3 separate regions of the Mus musculus genome follow, and all the other regions are linked to region 3. Evidence: chromatin loops called from intact Hi-C (ENCODE). Cell type or tissue: heart. All regions are shown on one strand.

What was found. Peaks named below come from ENCODE experiments on the same cell type or tissue, not always from the same donor. Only the 100,000 strongest peaks of a DNase experiment are listed, where the experiment ranks them.
Region 1: a loop joins it to region 3, with 3 times the contacts of the local background. A loop is called at or near these places in 3 of 42 quality-filtered maps.
Region 2: it touches region 3 in a loop (2.8-fold over the local background); 14 of 42 quality-filtered maps call a loop at or near these places.

The regions. Positions count from the first base shown.
Region 1 is chr13:8,862,906-8,870,905 of GRCm38, forward strand. It overlaps Wdr37 (WD repeat domain 37), which reads right to left. Exons shown (of 14, transcript NM_172445.3): 1 at 7,965-8,000. Among named protein-coding and RNA genes, the nearest start is that of Wdr37, 4.1 kb to the right of the region's middle. In heart, no CTCF peak of the experiment used is centred here; a DNase peak (open chromatin) is centred at 3,946; H3K4me3 peaks cover 1,220 bases; H3K27ac peaks cover 1,075 bases.
Region 2 is chr13:8,885,359-8,893,358 of GRCm38, forward strand. Idi1 (isopentenyl-diphosphate delta isomerase) reads left to right here and starts at 248. Exons shown (of 5, transcript NM_145360.2): 1 at 248-638; 2 at 1,374-1,546; 3 at 2,127-2,219; 4 at 2,565-2,695; 5 at 4,960-7,038. The coding sequence starts at 502. The coding sequence ends at 5,277. In heart, CTCF peaks have their summits at 374 and 3,431 (motif pointing right); DNase peaks (open chromatin) are centred at 293 and 483; H3K4me3 peaks cover 2,088 bases; H3K27ac peaks cover 1,146 bases.
Region 3 is chr13:9,089,715-9,097,714 of GRCm38, forward strand. It overlaps Larp4b (La ribonucleoprotein domain family, member 4B), which reads left to right and starts at 4,167. Exons shown (of 18, transcript NM_172585.3): 1 at 4,167-4,466. In heart, no CTCF peak of the experiment used is centred here; DNase peaks (open chromatin) are centred at 4,087 and 4,777; H3K4me3 peaks cover 2,811 bases; H3K27ac peaks cover 2,299 bases.

The DNA.
Region 1 (8,000 bases), 230 kb before region 3:
GGACTCTCCCACTGATTTAGATAGTGAATGAACTGGTTTATATTTCCACCAACAGTATACAGAATTCCTCTTTTCTCTACATCCTAAACAACATTTGGTGGGTTGGTTGAGTTGTTTTGTTGTTGTTTTTGTTTTGTTTTGTTTTTTCTTGAAGATAGATGGACTGGTTGATAGAACTTGACACAAATCTAGACATGTCTGGGAAAGAGAACTCTTAATTGAGAGTAAGCCTCCACAGATTGATGTAGTAGGGCCCAGGCCACTGTGGGAGGTAGCACCCCTGGGTTGTATAAGCAATCCAAGGGGAATAAGCCAGTAAATTGCACTCCTCCATACTCTCTGCTTTAGTCCTGTCTCCAGATTCTTACCTTGAGTCTCTGCTTTGGAACGGACTCTACGTCAAATATACCCTTTTCTCCCAGAGTTGCTCTTAGTCTTGATGTTTATCACAGCAACAGAAAGCCAACTAAGAGCCAGGTGGTGGTAGCACACACCTTTAACACCAACACTTGGAAGACGAGACAGGAGGATCTCCCAGTTGGAGGCTAGCCTAGTCTACAGATCAAGTTGCAGGACAGCCAGAGCTACACAGTTTCAAAAAAAAAAAAAACAAAAACAAAAAAGAAGAATGAAGGAGAAATTAAAAGAAAGAAGAAAGCCAACAATAGGCATTCTAACTGGGAGAAACAAAATCTCAATCTAGTTTGGATTTGCAGTTTACTGATGGATAAAGATGTTGAACATTAGCCATCTGTAGTTCTTCATTTGAAAAGTATTTGTTTAGGGCTGGAGAGATGGTTCAACAAGTAAGAGCACTGGCTGCTCTTCCAGAGGACCAGGGTTCAATTCCCAGCAACATGGCAGCTTACAACTCCTGTAACTCCAGTTCCAGGATAACTGACACTCTCACACAGACACACATGTAAGCAAAACACCAATGCACATAAAATTTTTAAAAGACAGAGTAAAAATTACCTTAAAAAGTATTTGTTCTGCCGGGCATGGTGGCTCATGCCTTTAATCCCAGCAGAGGCAGGCGAATTCGAGGCCAGCCTGGTCTACAAAGTGAGTTCCAGGACAGCCAGGGCTACACAGAGAAACCCTGTCTCGAAACACCAAAAAAAAAAAAAAAAAGGTATTTGTTCAACTTGTTTTCCCACTTAGTAACTGTACTGATTGGGTTGGTTTTTTGGTATCTAATTCTCTATGTTCTGAATAGGTATTGTTTTGTTAGATGAATAGGTATTCACTGACATTCTAGATGGTGTCTCTTCACTCTACTTCTTTTGCTATGAAGCACCCTTTAAGTACTGAAGCCCCATCTGTCAATCCTTGCTGTTATTTCCGAAACACCTGAAGAGTCCTGATGGGACAGCTCTTGACTATATCTTCGACTGTTTTCCTCTAGCAGTTTCAAATTTCCATCTTCCATGAAGATCTCTAATTCATTTGAGTATATTGTGACAAGGTAGAAGGTTCTAATTTCAATCTACATGTGGATACATAGTTTTCCCACCATAAATATATGTTTTCGACACCTGTCAAAAATCGGATGTCTATAGCTGCATGATTTTATATCTAGATCTTAAAAGTTTTAAGATGGTAAATTTTAAATTCCTGTCAATAATTCTAATCAGTGCCATATTTGTGCTAGCATTTTCTTTAAATCTCTCTCTCTCTCTCTCTCTCTCTCTCTCTCTCTCTCTCTCTCTCTCTCTCTCCCCCCCCCTCCCCCCACCCCTCATTTGAGTTTGAGATTTTCCTGGTTCTTCATTCACCAGCTGATGCTTAATTGAAACTCTGACCTTTTGGACATAATGCTATCAGCCTTGGGAACTGTTACAGCAGGCCTTTCTTAGAACTGCTTTGACAAACAGAAGTATTGCTTACTGCTGCCAGAATAATACAGAAGGCAGAAAGTGAATTAAGGCTCCCTCCCTGTTCTGTCACATGAGGAAGACTCCTGGTTACTTCTGAGTGGTGGCACAATAGTCCATCCTCCTCTTTGGCTTTCACTCAGATTGCCATGGCTGAGGATGATCTTACCGGTCCCCGCAATTTCCTTGCCACTACAGAGGGATAGCCCCTTTTGATTTTATGAGTGTTTTGCCTGTGTGTATGCCTGTGTGCAACATGTATGCCTAGTGCCCACAGAGGTCAAAAGAGGGCATTTAATTCCCTGGAGCTGGAGTTATAGATGGTTGTGAGCCACCAGGTAGCTGCTAGAAATCAAAGCACCATCCTCTGGAAGAGCAACATGCGCTCTGAACTGCTGAGTCATCACTTTTTGCCATGGCCAGAAATCGAGTTGATTGCTTTCTTTCTTCTGTTTTATATTGTTCTTTGCCTGAGCCCTTTGCTGTCCCTAGGTTGCATACTTCTACAACATCAAAGTAGGAACATGTAACGGAAAAGGAAATTAAATTGTACTTCATGTTTCAGATCCCAGGGACTTAGCCAGTTAGTCTATTTACCTTTCCTTCTCCATCTTTCAATCTTCCATTCATTTTATGTATAATGTCCAGTGCTCCTAACTGTACTTCATTTTTCCTCTATGGGAAATTTTTTTTTTTTAGTTTTTCCCAACCCCTTTTTTCCCAAAAGCAGTGTTTTTATTTCCAGAGTTCTAACCTCATCAGTGGTAAGAAAGTAGGAAAGATCTTTTATCATTCCAGGGGCCTCTAAGCTGGTATGTTATTAGTAAACACACAGGCATGCAACATGCTGGGTTTGGTAAACTAATGACAATATTTAGTCTCTCTCTAGAAGAGTAAAGGTGTCAACCAACCTTTGCTTCCATAAGAATCCTGGATTTAGGATTTTCACCTCCAATTTCTCCTTCTGAAGGTTTGGAAACAACTGACAGAACAGTAGGCAGGAAAGAAAATGCAGTTTCCAACATGGAGTCAGACATCCAATTAAAGTTCTTATTTATTCTTCAGGAAAACTGGCTGACTCTGTTTCTGTAACTGCTATGCAGTAGCTTTAGATCCATAGTCAGAATGTGCAAGACCCCGCTCATTATCTGAAAGCCTACTCTTCATCTATTCCAATTAAAGGAGACATCAAAGTCCTCTCATCTTAGCATTCTGTGTGCAGCTCTTCTGTACAGTATGGACAGTGTATTTCAATTACTGCCTCATATTTTCTGTAACTAGGATATGTTGTCAGCTGTCACCTCAAGCATCACAAGCATCTAGTTGTTTTGAACAAATGAGTCACAGTTGGAACCCAGTAACTTGTCAGGTGCTTTTTATCCATATGAAATTTACTAGCATCTTTTCTTCTAACAGCCCCTGATGTTAAGGTTAGCCTGAAAAGCAGACTATACCTAGCAAAGCTAGCCCCCAGGTTAAACAAAATGGTAATGTGGAAGCAAAACCAGCACTGGACCTCCAGACATGTCTGGTAGGTCCACAACTTCTGTCTCTGTACCTGTAGCTCCTACACTAGGAACACCAGCTCCTCCCGGTAGCTGTAATCTGTCATCAGTCTTTCTCTGTGACATTATCTTCATCTTTACTTCTGCCTCTATATTTACAACCTCCAACCTCTATCTTTCCCCCCAGAAATCTGTACTGGTCCTATGCTTGCTGACTTAACTGAACTAAAAATACAGAGGACATTAATGAGACACACATTTGATTGTATCTGTGAGAGAAAATTAGAGAGTGGAGAAGAAGACACACATCTTAGCTCTGTTCACTGCCACCTCTCTTGGGCTGGGGTCCGGGACTCAATGAGAGGGAAGAAGAAAGCTAGCAGAGCACCAATTCTGTGCTTCCTCACTGGCGCCATGGACTGGAACACTCCCAACAACAGGTCTCTATGGGCTGCATTCCTCTCAACTGTGAACCAAAACAAACCTCCCTTGCTTAAGTTGTTTTGAGTCAGAAAGTTGGCCCCGGCCTCCCTCGGTAATAAGAAAAGTAACTACTCCAGTTCCTAGTATCATTTCCTTCCATTCACACTACATCAAAAAAATGGAAGTACGTGACGGCTTCTGTGCTGGTTTAAATAGGCTTGGTTGAGGGAGTGGCACTATTAGGAAGTGTGGCCTGTTGGAGTGGACGTGTCCTTGCTAGAGGAAGTGTGTCACTGTGCAGGTGGGCTTTGAAGCCCTCCTCCTAGATGCCTAGAGACAGTCTTCTCCTGTTTGACTTCAGAACAAAAATGTAGAAGTCTCAGCTCATTCTTTAGTGCCATGGATGCTGCCATGCTTCCCACCTTGATGAAAATGGACTGAATCTCTGAACCTGTAAGACAGCCCCAATTAAATGTGGTCCTTTATTAGAGTTGCCTTGGTCATGGTGCCTCTTCACAGCAATGGAAACCCTCACTAAGACAGCTGCCAAACCAGGTACTAACATGAACTAACCATGTATTAACAAAAAGTAATTAGAGAGAAAGTGGCAGGAGGATCAAAACTCAAATCCAGCCTTGCTTGAAAAGGGAGTTCAAGGCCATCCTAGGTTACCTGAAACCCTGTCTCAAAAAAATAAAAGGATGACTCAGAGGCTAAGAACCTATGCTGCTCTACCAGAGGAAACAAGTTCACTGCAGGAACGGTCAGGCAACTCACCACCACGTGCAACTCTAGAGTAATCTTGACCTTCCTACTGTTACATCCCTTTAATACAGTTCTTCATGTTGTCGTGACCCCTAGCCATAAAATTACGTTCACTGCTACCTCATAACTGTAAGTTTGCTACTGTTATGAATCATAATGTAATTATCTTTGTTTTCCAATAGTCTTAGGCAACCCCTGTGAAGGTCACAACCCACAAATTAAGAATCTCTGCTCTAAAGAATCTGATTTCCTCTCTGGCTTCTGTGGCCACTGCACTCACATGGCCCTCATGCGGATACAATTAATTAAATATTTGAATTACTAAAAAAATTCAGAGGTTTGGGGTTTGTGATCCTAGCAAGAAGGTACACAAGACAGTAGTCACTTGTACAAGAAATACTCAAGCGGTATACACAGAGCACAAGCTAGCCAAGTGAAAACAGAAAGAATGGAAAGCAAAGGGGAGAAAGTCAATTGTGGGTCGACCTGAGGTTGAAAAACTACCACAGACTGTCGCTTATGAGACTGAAATTGATCCACAAATACAGAGGCACTGATCCTCACACAAAACCACTGTGAGGGAGAATTTTCAACTTCAATTTGTAGTCTGATGGTATTTTACAAACTAGACAGTATTAAAAAGGTAACTGAAGCCGGGCGTGGTGGCATGCCTTTAATCCTAGCACTAGGGAGGCAGAGGCAGGCGGATTTCTGTGTTCGAGGCTAGCCTGGTCTACAGAGTGAGCTCTAGGACAGCCAGGGCTACACAGAGAAACCCTGTCTCGAAAAACAAAACAAAACAAAACAAAAAAAAGCAAAACAAAAGGTAGCTCAAAAGAGAAAGAAAACTCTTTCACTCTGAAAATAAAATAGGTCTACCTGGGCATAATGGTGCATGCCTTTAATCCGAGCACTGGGGGGGGGGAGGGGGGGTGTAGAAGCAGGCAGATCTCTGAGTTCAAGGCCAGTCTAATCTGGTCTAAATAGAGAATCCCAAGACAGGACAGCCAAGGCTTCACAGAGAGGAACTGTCTCATAAAAAAAGAGAAAATACATCTGGGGTGGGATGTAGCTCAATGGGAAGGAGGCTGATTGCTAGGCATAGCTGAGACCTTGGGTTTCATCACCAGCATCACACCAAACAAATTATTTTATAAAGTTACTTTTACTATGCACTAATTCACCTATATATGTTTTTAAAAAGAAAGAATCTAAAGCTCCAAAAGGTAATTACTTTCTTTCAAACACTCACATCAATTCACCCAGTTCAGTAAGACAGATCAGTACATTAAATGTAAAGCTGCAATATAGTTTCTCCTGCACTCCTAACTGGTTGGCCTGCCAAACTCATCTGTCCTTATTCCATGCTGTCATGGGCATATCCTCTTCTCTGCTGTTTATAAACAAGGCAGAACAATACATGTCCAGCTTTAGTGCAACATATTTAACAAATGAATAAAATCTCTACACACACTGTTAATATACCAAATTCACTACCTTGGTAAATGGTATAACATTAAACCGCACCAATGAACACTTAGCTCTCTCTCTTTTCAAGGCTCTTTTTAGTATGTATGTTCCACAGTAAGGTGTTACTACCTACAGTATCAGATTTTTATTAAGTACATACAACCAAACAGGAAGCCTGCTGAAGTAGTTTTATAAGCAATACAACAAACAATGTATGCTTTTATTTGAGATAATATAAAACATTACTCTCTATTTCATACTTTGGAGGAAGAATTTTAATTTTCTTTCAACAAGAAAAAACTGATTTATTTCAAAATAAATACCCGGTTTATCCCAAAAATGTTAGTTATACATTAAAAAGATGGTTATATAATTTGCAGATGGTAGTATAAACTATAAAATGTCACTGAACCTCCAAAAGTTCAATAAAGGTATTAATAATATTAATATTTTAAGTGTTGATTGTAATAGTACTTTTAAAATTAACTTCTAGAGGGCTGAATCAATGCAATATCTAACCAGTAACAGAAAAGAGAATGGTCTCTACACGCAACCTTGGAAATCTGTCACCAGAATTAAGTTACTTAAAATGTTCTGTCACTGATGAGATGAAGGCAAATGATGCACACTTATCGAGTCTAAGGATGGCACTGAGCTGACAGGCATCAGTAATTAAATAAGCTACCACCAAGAATTTTTTTCTCAATAACCAAAAAAGAAATTCAAATCTAGAAAGCATATCTTTCTTTGAATAAATCAGGACAGGACAACTAACAAAACTCTTAGTATCACTGCTGGGGGAAATACCCAACCCCAAGGATTTTACCTCAAATCAAGGGCAAAGTAAGATAACAGACCAACGTACCTATACTAAAGGAAGTAACATCTCAGAGTAAGAAAACCAAAGGAAGCATACTTAGGTCCTGTGTCCAGAAATTTATGCAAGAAGGCTTGATATACACTGCAAAAACGTAGCTGTCATAAACATCAAGGTCACACTGTTATTTCATGTGGCCACTGGCCACTGCTCTGCGTCTCCTATGGGCAACACTAATAGAAGGCCTCTACTTACTTTGGTCAGGTTATATTTATATATACTATGCTCAAGTATGTGGCTTAGGTGTCAAAGAGAATTTACAAACACTTGAAAATGTGATCGGCAAAGTAACCAAAACAGCAAGGAAGGTAGCATAATAGAAGATTTCTTAGAAAAGGGAGAAGTATCCTGGAGGCTTATTATCACCAGGTGTACTGCTTAGAGGTAAAAAGGTTTCAGTACCGCTTTGATGGCATACTTTGTAGGCCACAATAAGCAATGTAAAGAAAACCCATCTGAACTTCAAAGAAACTGCCTAGCAATCTACATCCGGGCAAGAGAGTGAGTGGTGTAGAGCTAACGGTCCTCGTCTTCAAGCACAAGAAACATCGAAGAGTTCAAGTTAGATGATAAAACCTCTAAGAACCTGATCAATCGTTCGGTTATGTCTGCTCGCGAAGTGAAATGGCATATTTATGCAACTTTTTGGTAAAACTGGCCCATTATGATGCCTTAAAACTTAGGAAATAGAAGTGTACGGGGAAGAAAAGGAAGTCTTCAGAAAGAGAAACAAAGGCGTGGCGGGGTTTTACCACTTCAGCATCTGCTTACCCCATCTCCGCCCCCCACCCTTCCTCCTTCCCAGAGGCCATACCCCGTCTTTGCGGGATCGAAGGCCACCATCTTCGAAAACTCTGGGCTTCCCACGGGACACAGACAGCCAGGTAGACGCCACTTGAGTACACAGGGAGCCAGAGAGAGTGCGCAGGATTAGGACTGTATCCTTCATCCACCTCGAAGCCTCGTCCCCACCGCCACCCGGACACCTGACATCCCCCGAGCGCCCGAGAAGGATGCCAAGCCAGACAGCTGAGAAGATGGCGTCACCTGTCACAGCAGCAGCACTCGCGTCCGCCTGGAACC
Region 2 (8,000 bases), 200 kb before region 3:
GTTGAGAAGGCAGGAGTAAAGCTTCCAAACTAACCCATTAGCAATGATCTCTTGAATTTTCTTAATTTCCATCAAGACCAACCCACAGGAATTCCAGTGAGAAAACTGTAGTTGTCAGAGCGCGCTTCTCAAGGCATCTGACATCATCACGCACAGACACTCAAGGAGAGTCAGGGACCCGCCCTAGCCTTGCCTCCAGCTGATTGGCGAGCCCGGGCATGGTCCAAGGTGCCATTGGCTGGCGACCGACAGGTCGAACCCTCCTCAAGAAGCCTCCCCAGAAAGGAAGCTTCCCCACCGCGGAGCAGCTAGACGTGCGGGCCGTCTCAGCTGTCCACTGGGAGTCGCCAACACCCTCGCTCGGGTCCCAGGGCCGCAATCACTCCTGGAGACCTCCAGCGCTTCTTTCAGAGCCACACGCAGGGCAAGTGGTGCCACCGCGCGCTAACCTGGCGCGGCCGTGACGTCAGGCTTGTGCTAGATTGGCAATTGGCTGGAGGCATGTGGCGCGGACGGACACTGGCGCGAGCGATTGGATATGCTGTTAGAGGGCGGGGCCTGGAGGCGGAGCATGCTGCGGAGAGGATTGAAGTACAGCTCTCCGCACAGCTTCTCAGCACCTGCAGCCGGAATCTCTGGTAAGCCTCCCTTCTATTTGGGGAAGGATGGCGAGAGGGGACCAAGAAGGGTGGGTGGCTGTATGAGGCTGAGGTGATGCGGTTTCCCAGCTTGACTCGCCATGGTGGCCTCTGACGTTCGGGGCTGGGTGCCTGGTCCTGGAAAGCGTTGGGTGGCCGACTGAGTCCCATCGGGTTCTCAGGGTTGTCCATGGAAACTCCCTGACGAGCGATTCAGCAGTCGTGAAATGTAATGGTTCATAGCCCTTGGGGAGTTGAGTTATAAAAAGGGACCTGAGAAAAATCTGTTCTTCCCTCCAGTATGGAGTACTTCACTTGTCTTCTTCCAAAAATGAATAAATAGGTCTACCCCTAAGCTTTCTTCTAGTTTAAGAGTGCTTTGCAGGTGTTGTGGTTGGTAAACGTCCACGTGGGTTTATAAAGAGATGGAAACGCGTCTTCGTTATGTGTCTAGATCTTTTTCTTGAGTTCGGTGATGTGCATTTGTACTTTAAACATCTTTAAGTGGGTGAGAAAATATCACTTTATCCTGTGATTCTGAAGTTCATTCTTTATATCCTGGCATTAGGAGTTCAAGATGTTATTTCAGAAAGTTTACAAATTGCTCACATTTGAAAACTGCCCTAGAGAGGATTTTAAATTAGTTTATGAATGTTGTAATTGAAGTCCACTTTCACTTCTAACAGTGTTTGTGTTAGAATGTCAAACTAATACAATGACTTTTCTCTGTGTTAGTGTTCTAGGTCAGATCAGACATTCTGTCACAATGCCTGAAATAAATACCAGCCATCTTGATGAAAAACAGGTTCAGCTTCTAGCGGAGATGTGTATTCTTATTGATGAAAATGACAATAAAATTGGGGCTGACACCAAGAAAAACTGTCACCTTAATGAAAACATCGACAAAGGTACTGTCTTAAAGTATTCTTTGTTATAAAGTGACTTGTCTGGACATTTAGCTAAGAAAAATCCTGAGATGAAAGGAATGCTTTCTCTTCTGGGGTTTGAAGAGGGTCTCACTGTGTATAGCTCTGACTGGCTGGTTGTCACAGACATCTGCCCCCCAAGTACTGAGAGATTCATTTCTTAATGCTGTCTTACCTTTCATTCCAGTTAAATGGTGTGTACAAGTAAAATCTACCTTTCTACCTCTCCTGTAATATTTCCCTCCACTAAGTGGCTTCAGAGTTATTTGGGGATCATAAAGAAGGAATAGATATTATCATAGTTCTCAAGTCTGTCTTTCAGAAGATTAGAGAGAGGAGTAGGTATTGAAGGAAAATATGATCCTACACACACACACACACACACACACACAGCAGGATACCAAATGGTCTGGGTTCAGCCACAGAGAACTTCATGTTAGAAGACTGGGAAGCAGCAGAACTGTCAAAATATGATTGAGAATAATCATATTCTCAACTTCAGGAGGGAAAACCAGACAAATAGCTGGCAAAATCTGACCAATCATATTTGTTTTGCTTTTAGGATTATTACATCGAGCTTTTAGTGTCTTCTTGTTTAATACTGAAAATAAGCTCCTGTTACAGCAGAGATCAGATGCTAAAATTACCTTTCCAGGTTGGTATACTTAATGAATAAGGTAGAGTTTGCTGGGAACTATTTAATCCGACTGAACTTTTTTGAGCCAACATCTAAAAGAATCAGCCAGGCACACGGCTTCACTTGTATTTTATAATAAGTAACCTTATCCACTGAGTCTAATCTAATCTGAATTATCTCTGTGTTTTGATCTTGATTAAGAAAGCTTTAAAACTTACCCATAAATGTCTTTTAGAAAATACTTCTGGAAACCTGTTATAATTAACTTAAAATTCTATTTATCTGATTACTTAGGAAAGTTTTTCCTCGGTCTTTCAAGGATTGGGGAAAAAATTCTTCTTTGTTCATATTACTCTTTCCCAGGTTGTTTCACCAATAGTTGCTGTAGTCATCCATTAAGTAACCCAGGCGAGCTGGAAGAGAACAACGCCATTGGTGTGAAGCGAGCAGCAAAGCGGCGCTTGAAAGCCGAGTTGGGAATACCCTTGGAAGAGGTACCCGCTCTTACTACTATTACACAGTCTGCAGCCTAAACTCAGGCATGTTAAGACACTGGGTAATTACCAGAAAGAAATTTTCAGCAATGCTTTGAGTGGAACCCAGAGTTTTGTACATTCTTGGTGTGTGTTCTTCCTTAAGTTCCAGGCCAGTAACTTTGTTTTGAGATAGAATTTAACTATGTAGTCCAAGTTTGCCTTAAATTCTTGATCCTCCTGCCTCAGTATCCCAGTTGCTGAGATTATAGTAGTATATGATCTGTGTTTCTTAACTTCCGGATTTACTGTATTAGCCCTTCAATAAGAACTACTATGTGCATTTTTATTGTCTTGGGTTTTGAGACAGTGCCTTGCTGCCCAGCTCTTATTGGCCTCCAACCAAATGCTAGGTTTTGCCTCCTAAATGCAGGGATTATTGGCCCACATTCCAAATCTAGCTAAATTTTTATCTCACTCTTTTTTAAAAAATACCTCCTAGATTTAATTTATTTTATATGTATGAACATTTTGCCAACATTTATGTACACAATATGTATGCCTGGTGCCCAAGGACACCAGAAAAGAGAGTGTTCGATCCCCACATGGGTGCTGGCAACCAAATCTGGATCTTCTGGTAGGTACTGCTGAGCCATCTCTCAGCCTCTTTTTTAAATAATAATAATAATACCTATTTTTACTTTGTGTCTTTTTCCTGCATGTGTCTCATGTGGGCCATCTACATGCAGTACCAGAGGAAGCCAAAAGAGGGAGTTGAATCCCTTGGAACTAGAGTTAAGGACAGGTATTGGCTGCCATGTGAATGCTAAGACTCAAACCATAGTCCTATGGAAGAACAAGACAGCACTTTTAACTCCTGAGCCATCTTTCTGGCCACCCTCTTTATTTTATTTTATTTTATTATTTATTTATTTATATTTGAGAGTCCATGGATCTCATGTGGCTCAGGCTAACCTTAAACTTGAGCTGTAGCTGAGGACAACCGTGAGGTGATGATCTGCCTGCCTTTAGTCTCCTAGCGCTGAGAATACAAGTATACACCCTGGGCTTCATCCATGCTTGGCAAGCCCTCAGTGAGCTAAATTCCAGCCCTCAGGAGGTAGAGGTAGCTGGTTCAGAATTGCAGGTCAGTCGTATCTACTTAAGAGAGTTCTAAGCTAGCCAGGGCTACATGGTAAAACTTTGCCTCAAAAATAGGTTAGAAAGGTTGGTAGGAATGTAGATAGACAGACAGAAAGATACATACATAGATAGAAAACGTTTTTAGAAAGAACAATTCCAGGGAAATCAGCTCATTCCGATTGTGGTTCATGCTTCTAAGGATGTCTACAAGAAAACATTCATCGCTGATTTGATCAATTATAATAGCCAGCCTCGTAGACTTGAACAAAACTATGACTGTTATTTTAAGAAACAAATTTTAGGGCTAGCTAGCCTAGAGCTCACTGTGTAGACCAGGCTAGCCCTGAACTCATAGAGATCTGCCTGCTTCAGCTTCCAGCCAACATGCTAGGACTAAAGGAGTACACCACCAGGCCTGACTAAACTGTCCTCTTTGAGGATTCAGACAAAGTGTCTCAGATGCAGTTGAATGTTTTACTGTAACAGCAATTTTAAAATAAGGATGCTCCATTCTAGTTTGAGTACTTTTTAATATTTTGAAAACAAATTAACTTGTGTTTGGTCTCAGGAATAAAAAAATTGAGACACTCAAGACAGTAATAATTTTTCCATATATTTAAAAGCTCTGATTGTAAAACTGTGCTGCTGTCATTCAGGATACTGTTAGAGGGCTGGAGACATGGCTCAGCTAGGAACACTGGCTGCTCTTCCAGGAGACCCGTGTTTAACACTTAGCACCAGCATGGCAGCTTACACTCCTCTGCAACTCCAGGTCTAGGAGATCAGTTGCCTCCTTCTAGTCTCCTAAGGCACCAGGCACATACCTGGTACACAGATACACATGCAAGCAACACACTCATACACAAAAAATACATTTAAAAAATAAGATATTCTTGAGATATGTTAATTTTAGGTTATCTTTTGTCACGAGTCAGTTTTCCCTTTTCTTTGGTTTCTGTTATTGTTTGTTTGGTTTTTGAGACATGTCTCACTGTACATCCCTGGCTAGCTTGGAACTCACTGTGCCTTAAACTCAGAGAATCACCTACCTCTGCCTCCTGAGTACTGGGATTAAAGACATGCACCCCTCTGCCTGACCTCATCAGTAGTATTATTAACTGATTTATCTTTTCTTCTTGTAGGTTGATCTAAATGAAATGGATTATCTAACAAGAATTTACTACAAGGCCCAATCTGATGGTATCTGGGGTGAACATGAAGTTGATTACATTCTGTTTCTGAGGAAGAATGTAACCTTGAATCCAGATCCCAACGAGATTAAAAGCTATTGCTATGTATCAAAGGAAGAAGTCAGAGAAATTTTGAAGAAGGCAGCCAGTGGTGAAATTAAGTTAACTCCGTGGTTTAAGATAATTGCAGATACTTTCCTCTTCAAATGGTGGGATAACTTAAACCATTTGAGTCCATTTGTTGACCATGAGAAAATACATAGATTGTGAATGTGTAAATGATTTGAAAAATTTTCTACCTGGTAAGAATGGTTTGGTTTGGTTTTAAATTGGGCCCTCTTATATGATACATAGGTATTTTACAACCAGAATTTGTTTTGAGAAAAGAAAAACTCAACTAGCTTACAGTTTTATATCATATATCCCATATATATGCACTGATGTCTGTAAAAGATATTTAGGTGAGGTTATTGCAAAATTATGCCATAAGTAAAACTTAATTTAGCCTGTCCAAATACCTGGCTATGACAAGATTGAGGAAGTAACTAGAACTCATATTTTACATTTGATAGACACTTTCAGAACTCTTTGCTAATTGTCAAGTGTTGTTTATATCTTTAGATTTTTATCATACATCAGAAAATTGAGCAGCTGCTTTGAAACAGCACTAAGAGGTTAAATGGGCAGGGCTCAGGAGACAGCTCAGTGTACCATGATTGCCTTGCAGGCATGATGTCATGGGTTGTTGAGTCCCTAACCCTAAAGATAATTGTAACAACAGCAGCAACAGGCAGAGCAGGTTCAGAGGGAAGTATATGGCGCTCTCTCTCTCTCTCTCTCTCTCTCTCTCTCTCTCTCTCTCGGTCTTCAGACAGGATGATTAATCTCAGGAACCCTGTATAACCAATACTGGATGCTCAAGTCGATAGAAGGTATCGTATTTGCATATTACTGACTACACTTCACCTCGTCTCTGGCGTGGCCATGACACTCAACCCAGCGTAAATGCTCCTGTAAATGATAGTTGTACTATGCTTTATGATAAGGAGACGTCTGCATGTGCGGCACAGATCAAATATTAATAGACAGTTGCTTGAGCCCTTGGATGTTTGGCCCACAGATTTAAAAGGCCAGTTCTGTATACTAATTTTTGTCATTCTCACTTGATTTTGTGCTTTAACCATCCTGAAATTATTATTTTACTACTTAAAGGTAACTGTTACTTTTGGTAGTAATGGTAACTGATTAGCTATTCAGCAAAATCTGTTTATAGTCCTAGTGAAAAAGATGGTTAGTCATAATGTGTGAGTGAGTTCTACTTTAAAAAGTTGAGAAAACCTTTGACTCTACCATGGCTGGCCCTGGATCCTCTTGTTGTAGGGGGTCTGGCTTGAGTTAGATAATTTAGTAGCATTAGCACCCCTTTTTAAGACAACAACAACAAAAGAAAATCTAGGGAAGAGTGGGGGCGTGTTTCTTTCTCTGTGTAGCTCTGGCTATTCTAGAACTCAATTTGTAGACTAGGCTAGCCTCAAAACCCAGAGATCCACCTTCCTCTGACTCCCAGGTACTGGGATTAAAGGAGTGTACCACATGGCCAGCAACAACCAGAATTTGAATGGGTGATAATCAAGAGTCCCGTAACGGGCTCGCTGTTCTATGATCAGGGCTTATTTTAGAGGTGGAAGTGGGAAGGAGTAGGGCTGAGGAAACATACAGTGACTAGACTGATGTCCCAGAATAGGCATATATTAAGATTTTGAGGTTATAGAATAGGCATATATTGATACTGTGTTTTGATTGATGTTCTTTTAAAACTTGCCACAGGTGTGTCACATTTGAGCTCTTTAGACAGCTTTATTCTTAAGTGCTGCATAATGGATACATTTTTTCTTATAAAAATTTTATAAACCTAATTTCTTGCTAACTCTGAACAGTTGATTTATCATTGGGGATATGACTATGTTGCAAGAATTTATTGAAAATTAAAAATAAATTATTTTAATATTGTCTGGCTTGTTAATATCTGGATATTATGGTTAATCTGTGTATTATATCTTAAACATGATAAATGCTATAAACCTTTAACATAGGTAAAATACTTGTAGTTTTATTTTCTAGGAATTGACTGGCTACACATGATTAGTTCCCAGTAGCTTTAGCTAGCTAGTGGCTATTCCGCTTAACATTAGTCTGTAGCCTGGGACTCTGTAAGTGCCAGTGTCAGGTCCTGCTGTATTGCTAGACTCCTGTGAGGGCATGATGTGTACAAACAGCAGGACCCAGTAAACTCCTTAGCACCAGCATCTTTTAAAATAAGGAATTGTATCCCTCTCCCAAAACATAACTACCTCTGACCTTAGGATTTAAGGTAGATGTGTTAGTTCTGAAGGATAGTTAAGGTGTTTAGTTGTTCTTACTCTACTGGACGGTGGTGGGAACATTGGCTTTCCCTTCTAATGGAAGAAACACATAGCAGGGCACACCTAAAATAAATCCTAGTGAAAGTTGTCTCTATTTCCTTGGAGATGCTGGTTGGATCAGTCTCATCCGTTGGACCCTTACCAGGGTACCAGGGATAGAAATCTAGTGGGATGACATATCTTTTTTTTTTTTGATTTATTTATTTATTATATGTAAGTACACTGTAGATGTCTTCAGACACTCCAGAAGAGGGCATCAGATTTCGTTACGGATGGTTGTGAGCCACCATGTGGTTGCTGGGATTTGAACTCGGGACCTTCGGAAGAGCAGTCAGTGCTCTTAACCACTGAGCCATCTCGCCAGCCCGGGATGGCATATCTTGATTAACTTGCAAAGGTAAACTTTTTTTAAAAAGACTTTTCCTTTCATTTTTTAGCCCTAATAATGTACTTTCTACATAGTGAATTTGAGCATATTTTACTTGAATATCCTGAGAAACAGCTTTCTGCCTTAAATTTTTATAATCATGTATGTAGTATTGTTAAGGTTCAGGAATCACCAGAGAATGA
Region 3 (8,000 bases):
TATGGTATGAAAAAGTCTGTAGCAAGTCTGAGAAAAGCTTCTTAAGGGTTCTTCCTTGCCTCATAATAAAATCTTGACTCACCGAACAGGACTAGCCTGCCTCTAGCTTCCCAACTGGTGCTCATTCTCTGAGGAAGGCTTGTGAGCAGCCCCTTCACCCTTGGGTTACCTAGCACTCCTGTTTCCTTCCCGAGGTGGCTGGGATCCTCCTCTCAAAAATCCTTTATTCTCTTTCCTACTTGTTACTTTCTCTTCAGGATTCTTCTCCTGGCCCCAGAACTCAATAGAGTCTCTTAACACAAAGGAAGTTCTTAGAAAATATTTGTTTAATTGATGGGCAACCATAACTGGAAAGAGTTAGAATTGATGTTGTGTTTTGAGATAGGGCCTCCCTTTGTAGTCCAGGGCATCATTGGTATCTTTGACTAAAAGCAAAATCTAGACTGGCCTCAAACCTGGGACCACCTCCTTCAGTCTTTCCAGTGCTGGGATTCCTGAGTGGACTGCTATGCCTAGATTAGAAATTGAAAGCCATATGAAAACTCACTAGTTAGCAAGATAATTTTAAAATACACCTTAACAAAAGAGTGTTTGAATAGAACTTCTCTGCATGGGTGGACATGAGTTATAAAAGGAGAGCCTTACTACCAAGGTATGGAATGCTTCCTTACGAGTGATTGGTTAGGGAGGCCCCAGAGGTCCCCAAAGGAACATAGGTAACTGTCATTGCCCTTGGTCACTTAACATAGTTTCAAGGTAAGACCCTATTGCTGAGGACGCCACACACTTTGGCTGCATGGCACAGAGAAACCAGTGCTAATCCAACTTGAAAATGTCTTATTTTTTGGCTAAGGTGCTATGTAGGCTGCTGGAGGAGGAAAGGCATCAAGAGTCTTACCTAGCACTGGACCTTGCATACTACAGTATTGACCTACTGAGCAGGATAAGCCCACTGCTATAATACTGGCATGGCTGTTAGGAGAGAACTAACAGCCTTCTGATTGGATTTGAGTCCTATCTCTGTGGAGAGAATATCATGCCTGTGGCAAAAGCTAGTGAATCTAGCTGGGGAGATCATAGGCTGTGGGCTAGAAGCTGCCATTATTATTCTGCTAAATGGTTACACTGTCTAAATAAGTTCTAAATGTTTATGTTTACATTCATAGACCTGGGCTGCTCTCCACCTTAGTCAGAGAAGCTCTCCCCCCCCCCCAAGTGGGTTGCAGTCAATGGATAGTTGTATGCATAGCTTAAGTACTAAGGATAAGAGACAGAGAGCTTAGGTGTCCTAAAAGGGATATTTAGGGGGACATTGCAGGAGAGGAGGCAGAAAGAAGGTAAGAGCTAGAGAATGGGAAGAGTAGTGTGAAATATTACTTTTTGTACATGACATGGCTATGCACACTCATGAGCTCACAGTACCTGTGGTCATCTGCATAAGCCCTGCACAAGATTAAGGTAGCCAAAATTCTGGTATTGATGGGAAGTGATCTCCAGGCCCCACCACTTACTGAGGAGCTACTGGTTTTGTTTGTTTGTTTGTTTGTTGTTGTTGTTTGAGAATGTTGTCATTGGCAAGTTTCCTGTGCTCCAGCGGAAGATCCATGGGCATATGAACAACACAGTGTATCAGCTGGCAAAAGCACTTATCAGTTCCTTGGCTAGTACTTACCATTTAACTGGGGTGGGGTAGCATTGTGGTGCCAGTTGCAAATTACACTGAGATAGTCTGCTGGCAAAGGCCCATGCTACTAACTCTGATGATCTCAGCTGAATCCTTGGGACCCAACATGATGAAAGGAACAAATTAATTCCCACATGAGAATCAATCCCTTCTACCTAAAAGGGGTATGTGTGTGTGTGTGTGTGTGTGTGTGTGTGTGTGTGTGTGAAGAAGAGAGTTCCCCTTTCCCTCATTAACTCTATTATTTTTGGATACATATACACATACAAGAAAAGAAAATGAAGTGTTTAAAAGTTTAAAAAGGGGGATAGTAGTGACTGGATGGATATCTTGTTTCAGTTATTTTTTTGAAACAGTGTTTCACACTGACGCTCCCCAGGAGTGCTTGGAGTTCAGTGATCCATCTGGTTCACCTCCATGAGCTGCTCAAGCAAAAGGTGAGAGCCATTGCATCTGGCTCTGATTGCTAAGTCTTTACTAGAACTACAAAGTACAGAGAGGACCTAGAAGGGAGATAGGATCACAGGAAAGGGGCGGGGGGGGGGGGGCGTGGGGGGAGATAAGCAAGAGTAGATCAGAAGTAGAGGGTAGGCGTATGAGGGAAACAGAATCATAGTGATTAGGACCTAAGATGCTCTGGATCGTAGGTTCTCATCTCTCCCTCTCTATCTCCCTCTCCTCTCCTTTCCTCCCCTTCTCCCCTTCTCTCTCCATGCTACGAATGGAAGCCAGGGCCTTTCATATGTCAGGCAGGCACTATCACTGAACCACATCCCAGGGGATTTATAGGAAAAAACACCTATTAAATGCTGACTTGGTTCTCAGTAAAAACTTTGTATAGGCTGTGCTTTATTCTAGCATAGACTGAGTTGACTCACCCAATGTCTTAAGAATTCTTAGTACACTAATGTAATTGGAAAGTTAGGGTGTCTCAATCTACAGGGTAGGAAAGGAAATAGACCGTTTTCACTAGTTTGTGAAAGTCCTTCTTTTTATGCAATAGTACTTAATGTTATCCTGTAGGAAAGACAAGGAGCCATGAAGATCTTTGTTGACAAGATGGAGAAGATATATTTGAAGGACATACCTGTTGGTACTCTGGATTAGGTGTACCAGTTGCATTTACGGACACCAAATACCCCGAGGTGTTAACAGCAGGCAGAACTACCAGGGAAGGGAAAAGCATTAATAGTACTAATGTTGTATATTCTTTCCAGTACCAGAGGCAAGCTTTACTTACAATTTATTATCTTTAGAGACACGTCAATGAGTAGGGCACATAGTGCCAGGCAGTACTTCCAACTCGGGAGGTGGGAGGCAAAACAATCAATGCGAGGGAGCCAGCCTGTGTAAAAATAGTGAGAACTGGTCTTTGAAGAAGAAATACCGTGAGAATAGTTACTATGAGACTAAATACTGTGAGAATGCCTGTGAAATAGTTAACTAGGAAACAGTCTTAAGCCTAGTAACTGCAACAAGGTGTCACATAGAGGCTGGGTGAGGTGGCTCACTTGGTTAAGGCCTTTGCTCTGAAGTGTAAACACCAAGAGTTTGAGCATCAAGACCCAGAGGGAGGAAGAGAAGAAACTCCCACAAAAAAGACCCAATACAGGAGAGTCAAAGATGGTTCTTCCAAAATGCACTCTTCAGTATTTGAAAAATGTTCCTAGAAACCAATGAGCAGAACCATGGTATGGTATGGTATGGTATGGTATGGTATGGTAACCATGGATATTGTTCCAAGAGAGCTTTTTCATTCGGGAAAAATTCGTATGGCTTCGAATAATGAATTATAGACAGTAAGCAACCGGCGAATAAACGCAGATAAGTAGGCAGCAAGTTTTAAGTAAAGTAAATGTAATATACGTTTTTTCTTTTTTTTTTTTAAAAGAAAATCGATAAAAGAAGGGTTTTAGTATTTTCAATTCTCTGGGAAGCGACAAGAGCAGGTTTCTTTGCTTATCCAAATCATTCTTGTCCCATACTGAAGTCGGGGAAGCTGTAGAGAAATGCCGGACATGGGTCCAGGTCCTGGGGACAGCGGGTCCGGAGCGAGGGGTGCGCTTTCAGGACGCCACCAGCCTGGGACGCCCCACACCCCAGCACTTGCTCATAAGATGCTAAGCTGCCTACAACTGGCGCTCCGACTGCTACAGGGCGGGGCTTGCAGAATGGGCGGGGAGAGACGAGGTGTGCGGCGCGCGCAGCAGCTCAGGGCGGGGCGGGGCGGGGTGGGGCGGCGCGGGGCGGTGCGGGGTGTGGGGGGGGAAATTGGCGTCGTGCGCGCACGCGCCAATCACAGATGCCGCGAGATGGGTGCGCGCCGAGAGGCCGGGGGAAGTAGAAGGGAGGACTCGCGTCCCCTCTTAGCCAATCGCTACGCAGCGCCTCCATGACGCTAGGCTCTCCTGGGCGCCAAACGCCAGTCGGCGGGCCGGGTGGGTGAGGGCGCCGGGGTAGGGCGCGGGGCCGCGCGGGGGTGGGACTTCCGCAGGGCCCCGGAAGTGGGATCTGTGTGTTCTCATGCGAACGGGAAGGAGCGTTGGGGATCTGGAGTCTCGAGGTTGAGACATTTTCGGGCCCGAAAAAGGAAGGATCGGCTGCCGTCGCTGCCAAGTCCGCGCCCGCTCTTCTTTGCTGTCTCCGGCCCGGCCCGGCCGTGCCGCCTTTTCTTGCCGTCTCCCTCCTCGGCCGTCCCCGCGTGTTTTGCGCGGTCGCCGGGCACCGGGGCTGCGGCGACGAGCCCGCGGGCGGCCGGTCGGGCGGGGCGGGCGGCTGACAGGTGAGCGGGGCGGTCCTCGGTCACCGACGGGGCGGCCTCCCTCCGCGCCCCGTGCTCGGACCCGCGCCTCCACCAGCCTGTCACCGGGCCGCCATCTTCCCGGAGGGACGGGGCCAGTGGCGGGCAGGGCCGGGCCCGGGCGGGGAGGGGAACGGCACAGGGCCGGGCTGGGGCCGGCGCTGGGGAGGACAGAAAGAGGGGCAGTGCCGCGGAGGGAGCGGCAGGGCAGGCTGGACTGTGGCCCCGATAGCCCGGGGTAGGCTGGACCTGGGAGGACCTGCGGGCCGGGGTCAGACCTGACTGACACGGCCCTGGCCGGGGAGGACTGGAGCGAAGTGAGACGTGTGCAGAGTCTTCCCGGAGGCCGCGTCTCCCAGGCTCTTGGGGGTTTGCCTATGCAGCCCGAGGAGAATGGGCTGGGGTCGCAGGCCACCATCGCCCCGAGGGCAGGCGGGCGGGCCCCGGGGACCCGCAGTGCGGCGCCCGGGGCCTCGCCCCCCTCGGTCCCGCCGGAGACCGGCCAGACAGCCGCGCTCGCTGCTGCGGGGAGAGGTGGCTCATTAGGGAATCGCATTCCTTTAGAACCAGGAAGTTAGGATCCTGTTGCTCGAGTGTGTGTTTGGAATGCTGCTCCCTTTTCCCCCATACACTTGATAGACTTGAGCGGGTCCGACTTTGAGATAGTTAAGAAATAAAAATTAAATGTGAAGACTCATGGTAACCGGCCAGGAACCTCTTAACCACCTGCTTCTCAGTGGTGTATAGTAGAACATGAAGTTTGTTGAGTTGAGGTCATTGCATCTTGTGACTTTCAGTGAATGTAATCTTGTTAACCCCCTCGTTTTTTGGTGTAAGGTGGCTTTGAATTTGGACTGACTCGAAATGTGAGAAAACGACCCGGAGAAAAATGATCTCAATCTGCCTTCCATTCGCGACCTTCTCACTGGCGTTGGAATACTTTGTTTTAATCATAAACTGAAACTTTGAAGTTTTCCATAACTGAACAAACGGGAGGGCTTCCCATGGCTGCAGTGGAATTAGTTTGTAGCACACAGTCAAACAAGGGAGTTTTAAATAGAGGCAATAGCAACTGCATTTGTTTCTTTTAGGATATTTAGCTGCTTCCCTTTTCAAATTGAGTTGAATATTTAAAATGCACTTGCAGTTTGTTTTGAGTTGGTGTTTGCAAGACCACAAGAGGAGAAAAGGGTGATGGTTTTTGTTTTTGGTGGTCTTTTAGTATATTATGTGCAATTTCTATACTTCCCTAACTTGGTTGGCTTCTCTTATTTACAGTCAGGGTTAATTTAATTGAGGCTTTTTTTCTTCGTGCTTAATATACCAAAATCCAGTATTGTAATCAAATTGTACAAGAAATAGTTTAAGGAGATTTGTTGGGAATTGCTAAAGTAGAATGCTCTCTGAAAGTTTATTTTTTAGTTAGTACATTTTCCCTTAAAACTTTAACTAGTTAGAAATATATTTCATCTCATATTTTGAAAACTAATGTGACTTGAGTTGACTTATTTATATGGAACGGCATGGCTTCTTAGTCATTAGAAGCTATCCTGAGCTCACCTTTGATTCCAGCACTAGGGAGGCAAAGGAAGGGAGGCCAGCCTGGTCTACAGATGGAATGTCAGGGCTACACAGAGAAACCTATCTTGAAAAAAACCAAAAACAAACAAACAAAAAACTTACTTTCTTGGTGACTAAAATTTTGAAAAGTCTCATAAGACTGATGTAAGCATGAAGCATGCAGATGTTTGCTTTTTGCTATTTTTATTGTTACTGAATTCCTAATTTTGATATTCTGCCTTATAGGTGGCAATTTTAATTTATTACTCATGTCTTGATCACGTGTCTCTGTCATAGAAGACAGGTTCTGAGACAGCATATAAGTTTGGAGAAGGGAGCTATACTATATGTGAGTAGGCTCCAGAGAGAAAATAGATGATTATAATGGGTGTAGAAGTTTGCATTCATTTTTCCACACTGTAGAAGAGCAGCTGAAATGAAGTAGCTGAAATTTCATAGTAATGCTTTGGGGGCTTGTCCATTTTGTAAAAAAGAAAAAATCCTGAGATTTGAAGAATTAAATATATGTGACTTACCTAAATATGTACAAAGTTTGACAAAGATGTATTTAAACTCTGTGGAAACAAATATTTCACTTAACCACCTGTTTTCATGAAGAAGTCTTCACAATGTTATATGAAACGAACTTCTGAATGTTAAGTGAAAGTCTGTATAACAGTTTAATGGTGATTACAGTAAACAGTGCCTTCAAGAAGCAGCAGGCACTCAGAGTTACAAACACTTTTAGACATGGCTCATGTTAGCAGCCAAGAAAGGGCTGATAGACTCCTCTCACTGTCGTTTTTATGTCATGGGGCATTCACACTTCTGCTGAACTATGAACTAGGGTTATAGTCTGGATCTCTTCTTCTAGTGAGAAGTGATGGTCTTTTATGGTCTGCTGCATAGGATGAGGTTAATTCCTGTGAAGCCCATTTGCTCTTACAGAGTTAAAGGCGGAGTTTACAGTATTTAACTAACATACAGTGCTGCTGTCGATACTTTGAGATTAAAGTATATTCCTTCCTTAATTTTAGATTAGTAGAAGCAGAAAAATTGTATCTTGTTGTAATTTCCACCATTGAATCATTTTAACCTTAAAATGCAGATGTTGGAGGTGAGTCTGTTAAAAAGGGTTAGTGCTGCAGTTTGCTTATATTATTTCATGTGAAGAAATCTTGTTTTGTTGTAGCTTGTTTTTGTTTTTCTGTGAGAGTTAATTTTAGAGTACACAGTAAGTGAGCCCATTACAGGGTTAAATTCATGAGAACCCAGTTTAGTTTAAATGTTTTCCCCTGATTTACTTGGCAGTTCAGAAGACTGAACCCTGGTACTTGGTTATGCTAGGCAAAATCTATACTCCCAACCCTCTTTAATAAATTAATTTTTTTTTTTTTTTTAAATTAAGGCCAAAAAAAAATCACTAAGTTACCCCCAGGCCTTTATCTTGCTGTCTCACCTGACAGTAGCTGGGATTACAAGCATGTACCCCCAGGGCTAGCGAGTTTGCTCTCATTGTTAGACTTGTTGATGTTTTGGAGCTGACGCTCTCTGCAGTTACTGTAATTAGAAATGGATTTTCTTATTAGGGCATGGAATTGGAATAGCAAGCCTCTAGATTCCCTTAAGAAAAGGAAGGAAGGGGCCCTTTGTTCAGCCGCTGAGGACTCTTGCTCTCAAGCCTGCCTACCTGAGTTCAGTCCCTAGAACCCATATGGTAGGAGAGTACTGATTGCTGCAAGTTATCGTCTGACCTCTGCACACACAATAAATACATAAATGTGAAAACAAAACCAGAAGAGAAGGAAGATAAAGTCCGACTTGGAAATATTCCCCCTTAATATTGCGCCTTTCAAGCTGCTTTATTTCCCATGTATAGGTGTCTTTCTTGGAATGGGGAAAATTATTAGGTGTGCTTCCTTGTTTTTTGGTCCTTGCTCTCTTCCCCCACACCTC